2 separate regions of the Homo sapiens genome follow, and region 2 is linked to region 1. Evidence: chromatin contacts called from ENCODE Hi-C data. All regions are on one chromosome and are shown on one strand. Each heading gives the region's core, a stretch centred on a gene start or an enhancer-like site at or near the end of the contact. The rest is flanking DNA. Distances are from core to core; before and after follow the strand shown. Region 1 overlaps TNPO1-DT (TNPO1 divergent transcript). Region 2 has its middle 68 kb from the start of PTCD2.

Region 1 (2,976 bases), core at 240-2,739:
TGATAGGGGACCTTGCTCCTGATACTTCCCACAAGAGAGGGAGGCTCTAGAGGCCAAGACCAACCCTCAGGACATCAGATATTTGGCTTGGCTGAGAGGTCATTCTGCTGGCTCCTTCGAAGGCATTCCCTGATTCTTCCAGAAGCATGGAGGCCTTCAAACTTTGGGATTCCCAGTTACATCATCCATTGGAGACATTGGCTCTCCTTATTTTCCACAAAAATAATTAGCATCAATTCTTGGACAGAGAACAGAGGAGGAGGTGTGAGGGTAGAGACTGTGACTCACTCTCTGGCCAGGAAGCTTTGCTAACTCACTTTAAAAATTGACAGCCCTGGTCAGTAAGGGTGAGGATGGCTGACTGCAGACGTGGGTGGCATGTCTGTCCTTAGGAAGGCTGTTCCTTAGTTGGAGGTCACAGCCAGGGACCACAACTGAAAGCCTCAGCTCTGAAGGGCAGAGAAGAAGGCCCCCAACAGGGCTTCTGAGCCCAGGTGCCAGATCCAGAGTCAGGGCAACCTGAGGCTTTCTCGGCAGGTACCTCTCCAGTTCTCATGGTTTTCAGAGCCAGTGGCCTGTACAATGGAGATTTCCTCCTTTGCTTTGTGTTCTTCTTGCATTTTTAAACAGCAGTTTCTCAGAACAGATGCTCTCTTCTCTCCTTCCCTATGCCCCTTCTGCACAAACAGCAGATTGCCTGCTTCTGTCATCTTTATAGAGGGAAGGAGAGAAACATGCTAATCATGTTCTTTTTCCGCTTCCTCCTGCTTGCAATTAGCTATGCGAGCCAAGGGCTCTCTCTCCTCTCTTACTCTCTTCCCTGAGGAACAAACCCTCCAAGGAGATTTTCCTGGGCACTTCCCACTAAGCCTGCTTCCCTTAACAGACACCTTGGGTTTTGGCTGTTGTTGTTTTGGATATTTACGTCCTTTGACCTCCTAAGAGCCAGATGTCATGCAGTCACATAACTTCTTGATTTCTAGTTCCCCTGTATATTAAAGACCCAAGAGCATATTGAAATGTATGGAAGCCACCAGCATCAAAATTATTCTCATGCCTCCTTCTCCCAGGGCTGCTGCATCACACAACCACAGGGGCATTAGTCACATAGGGCTGTGTGTCTATCCGATAGTCATGCAACACTGTGCACAGATGTCATGTAAAACAAGCACAACCCCAAGCCATAAAATAAGTTTGTTTTATGACAAAGCACAAGTCATAAAACTTGTGATGAAATGCAACAAAATTCTGTGGCATTTTTTTCTCATGACTGTGTTAATGCTAGTTTTGAAATATCAAACATAAGTTCCCCTCCAACGCTTTTTCGTTTGGTGCAATAAACTCCTGAGTAGCCCACCCATCCAAGTAATCCAGCACTGAGCAAACCCACTAGAAAGCTCCTTTGCAGCTCCCTATTTTGCAGATGCACCATGTAGCAGACAGCTAGAATGGGCCCTTTTAATCCTGAGAAGGAAAAGACTAGAACATTGAGACTTGCCCAAGCATGAGTCACCATAGAACAGTATCTGAGAGAATTTGAAATCAAACAGGCTGGATTCAAACACTTTCCAGACCTTGAGGAGTGGTTCAATGATGCCATGCATAATGATAATGGGGATTCTCTGCCTCCTATAGGTTCTTAATTTATATCGTTTATATATATTCAGACCTATATTTCAGGCTGCTGTGAGGAACAGTGGCCTGGCAGGACTCCTTCTCCTTCCTAGCAAGGTAGAAAGGTAGGGCTATGGCAGGGATCCGTGTCACAGTGGAGAGGCAGCAGTTGGAGTCTAAACAGGAAAATAGAAACTATACAAGTACAAAAGTAGAGAAGATTTAATGCAGGAAATAGATTACACAGATATTTCAGTTTGCATTCCCCAGGAGATCCAGAGAGAAGGATTCGAGTGCAAGTATTTTTGCAGGGAGGTGATGCAAAAATTTATAATAAATGTGCATACATATATATTGCATATTTTATTTTTTTCTTGGAGAACTGGTTGTTAAGCCTTTACCAGCACACATTTGGTGAAATGCATTAATTTAAAGATGATTCTTTCCTACAGGTTATACCATATCAGGACCCTGAAGATGTCATCTGATCCAGCTACCTTTACAATTAGGAAAGTATTGTCTATAGTCTGAGTTATATTGCAACATTTCTTTCCATTCAATTCATCACACGTTTAATGATCATTTACTGTGTATTAGAAAGGTGTCATTAAATCACCGAGTCTTAGAGCTTTAAGAAATCTTTGAGACATTTAAGTTTAAACTTCTCGTTTTCTTAATGGAGATAAAAGTCATATAACATAAAATTCACCATTTAACCATTTTAAAGTGTATTAATACAATTAAGTGGTTTTTAGTCTATTCATAATATTGTCAACCATCACTACTACCTAGCAGCTCCAGAACGTTTTATCACTCCCAAAAGAAACCCTGGGCCCATTTAGCAGGCACTTCCCATTTCTCTCTCCCCCACAGCCCCTGTCAAATGATAATCTATTTTTTGCTATGGATTTGCCTGTTCTAGACATTTCATATACATGGAATCCTGTAAGATGTGGCCTTTTGTGTCTGATTTCTTTCACTTCATTTTCAAGGTTTTCAAGGTTCACCCATGTTGTAACATGTGTTAGTATGTCTCCCTTTTTATGGATGAATACTATTCCATTGTATGGATATACCACTTTTAAAAATTCATTCATCAGTTGATGAACATTGGGTCATTTCCACTTCTTTGGCTACCATGAATAGAATTCATGAACGTTCATGTGTAAGCTTTTGTTTGAACATCTTTCTAGTTCCCTTGGGTGTGGAATTGCTGGATTATGTGATCATTCTGTTTAACTTTTGAGAAACTACCAGACTGTTTCCACAGAGGCTGCACCATTTTACATTCCCTCTAGCATGGTCTGAGGAAAACACCTCACTTTTGAAAGGAGGATTCTAAGGCCCAGGAAGGTTCAGTGA
Region 2 (3,019 bases), core at 123-2,622, 210 kb before region 1:
CTTTGTGGGTGAAGATCAGTTGCTATAATGGCCTGGCCTTTCTTCCTCTTCCCCTTTCACTCAATTCTTCTCTTTCAGCCCCCAGGAAGACGCAGTAGCTTCTCTCCTTGGTAAATTTGGGAAAAATAAACTGGATGTAAAAAGATCAGCTTTCACCTCTATAGTTTCACTCTCCTTTTCTATGTTTTCAAGGCTAACCAGCCTCTCTGAAGACTGCTTTAAATCTTTATTCTAATATGACAATATGTTCAGTCAGCTCTCCCAGATTTTATATAACTGGGAGTTGTCTTTTTCAGCTCCCCTCAGTGCCTCTCTGCTCTGAGTTAAAATCTGTTGCTTTCAAAGCTTAATTGTCAGATGCCATTCATTCAAAAAATACTAATCAGTGCAGGTACTGTCCTGGGTTTGGGAAATAAAATGAGAAACAAAATGAACATGGTCTAGCCCTCATGAAGTTCACATTTTCATTTTATTATCTGGTCTTATTTTTGCATTCCTACCTGGGGAAAGCCTCACCACAGCACATTTTTGATGGTAGAAAGAGCTCTGAACCTTTGAATCAGGCAGATCTGGGTGGAATTCTAACTCAGCCACTCACTAGCTGTATGTCAGTAGACAGCCAATGAATTGCTCTGAGCCTTAGTTGTCTTAAAAGTTAAATTGCTATGTAGTTAAAGTCCATGATGCTGTTGTGAGAATAAAATGAAATAGTGCATGCAAAAAGTCTTAGCAGAGAACTTGGAACTGGTAAGCACCTCATAAATGTAAGAAGACACTTACTAATGTAATAAATGTACAATATAATAGCCGCTGTGCTCCCTTTTCCCCCCTGAACTTAAGCTTCTTGTGAGCTGGAACCATGTCTTACACTTCCTAAGGTCATAGTAGAAGCTCAATAAACGTGTCAATTCAATTGATTAGTTAAATGAGATTCACAATAGGCTCTTGTCTTAATTAGCCTTCTGTTTTTTTTATTGGTGATAAACATATCTGGTTTTTCCCCCAAAGCTGTGTAACTATGTAGCCATTGTAAAATATGTCTTTTAATAGCTTCATGTCTAATTTTCTATATTTCAAATATGTCTCCATAAAATCACAATAATTTTTAGCTGTGACTTTGACTAAATCTTCACTAATGTATAAATAATTTTATTGTTAAAAACTAAGAAAATTTAAACTGGTTATTTTAATAGTTTATTTATGTGTTACAATAAATCATACTGGTTATGTATACGAATGGAAGGAGACATTGACATGAAGAGTTGAAGAAAAGGTTAACATATTTTCTTTATGATTTTTGAGTACGGATGTTCCAATGATCCTGGAATTCTCATTGTTTCAAATAAAATGATGAGGTCATTGTAAAAACATCTGAGTTGAGACAGCAGAGTCATGCTTTTGCATCCTGTCCTGTGGAACTGCACTCTGATCTTCAGCTTACCACAAAAATCGGCTATAGCACCTTCAAACTGATGAAATGCTCACCTAAGCCACACTCTTCTGTCAAAGCTGGCTGTTTTCTACATCCTGGCTTCCTTGTTGCTGACTTAAAAGCTTTTCTTATTAGATTTTTATTGGAAAAGTTAACAAATTTTAGGGTATTGGCAAATTGTTCAGTAAAATTATGTTGATGATGTTAACAAGAATGTTAAAGAAAATTTTGCAGGTGATAACACACCGATGGTATGGTAGGAGTTGGGAACCTGGGCTCCCAGACCTCTCGGGGTATCAGTGGATGCTTGAACAAGGTGTTTGGGATACAAGTGGCAATGGTCCACACCCATATGTAATTTTCAGTCAAGTAGGGGAGGTAGACAATAAACACATAATTATAGATAGATAATATGTGTTAAAAGAAAAGTGAATAGGAAGCTGTAAGGAGAATAAGGAGAAGTTAGCTTTGGTAGTTGGTCAGGGGAGGCCCCGCTGAGGAGACTGAATTGAAGAAAGAGAAGGAGTCAGTTTAGGGAGGACCTGGAGAGGCGATGCCTCAGGCAGAGGAGAGCAAGGCAGAGGCTGCGTAGGATGAACTTGGCGCAGTCTCAGAAGCGTGGCTCAGCCGGGCTGGCTGGGGTACAGGGAGGACAACACCCAGCGCCAAGTTCTATTTTATTTAAAGTGCAGTGGAAAGCCACTGAGGGGTTCATAAACCAGGTCGGGACTGGAACTGATTTGCATTTTTAAGTGACTGTTCAATATTTGATGTGGAGAACATTGTAATGGGGTTCACATGGAAGCAGGAAGACCAGTTAGGAAACAAAGCGGTAGTCCAGTGAGAGATGACGGTGGCTTCTATAAGGCTGGTGGTCGTGGGCCTCAGGAAGAAAGGTGGTGTAAATCTAAAGATGCATACATAAAAATATCTCCTAGTTAGATCACTGCTTTCTTAAAATAATGAGAATTGAGTGTCTTACAGGCAATGTCGTCCTCAAAACACACACTGACATTACAGAACAATGTCTCATTTCCACATAAATGCATAGATTTGACAGGCACTTTTCATTGAATCCTCACATCTGAGCAGAAGAGAACACTCATACCAGCCATAAGCATAGGAACTCGGAGATGGTGACTGATTCTCCTGCCAAGCAAACTCCTGTTCTTCGTGATTGGCAGAGGCTGCCATGTGGGCAACAGGTCTGTCTATGTACAACTGTCTTAAAATTGGCTGGAGTATTGGGTCTGTGTGGGAGGTGTGTATTATTAAAGGTATATTGGGAAGATATAGGTAACCCTCCCAGGTTACCTTGGGAGGATGTAGTGAATGAAGATGATGTGTGTGCGTGTGTGTGTGTGAGCGTGCTAGTGTGACTTGCTGCTTTAATAGCTTATGCATCACCATAGCCAGCTATAAACGGAACAAGTTCATAGAAACTCCATTAATAAAAAGCGTCAGAGAAATGGCTTCACTTATTGACATAAGTATAAAACCTCTCCACAGTATACTTCGTATGACATCAAAATTCCTTGGCAGCAACTATAACAGATTTGAAATAAATAACTTGGTAAAATCAGTCTA

Evidence for each region. A loop is a pair of places that touch in the nucleus more often than their neighbours do. Pooled maps may share reads with other maps.
Region 2: a loop to region 1 is called in a map of endothelial cell of umbilical vein, with 3 times the contacts of the local background. The contact joins two enhancer-like sites. A Hi-C loop is called at or near these places in 3 of 168 maps with a recorded cell type or tissue (CD14-positive monocyte, endothelial cell of umbilical vein and tibial artery) and 4 of 50 pooled maps.

Annotation. Positions count from the first base shown.
Region 1 is chr5:72,599,387-72,602,362 of GRCh38, forward strand. All of the region lies in intron 7 of TNPO1-DT (TNPO1 divergent transcript), which reads right to left. Among named protein-coding and RNA genes, the nearest start is that of ZNF366, 93 kb to the left of the region's middle. Within about 2 kb of position 1,490, at least 9 of the 41 ENCODE cell types and tissues checked have a DNase peak (open chromatin) inside an H3K27ac peak, as active enhancers do; they include endothelial cell of umbilical vein, where a contact is called at or near this core.
Region 2 is chr5:72,386,824-72,389,842 of GRCh38, forward strand. No RefSeq gene overlaps it. Among named protein-coding and RNA genes, the nearest start is that of PTCD2, 68 kb to the left of the region's middle. Within about 2 kb of position 1,373, at least 6 of the 41 ENCODE cell types and tissues checked have a DNase peak (open chromatin) inside an H3K27ac peak, as active enhancers do; they include endothelial cell of umbilical vein, where a contact is called at or near this core.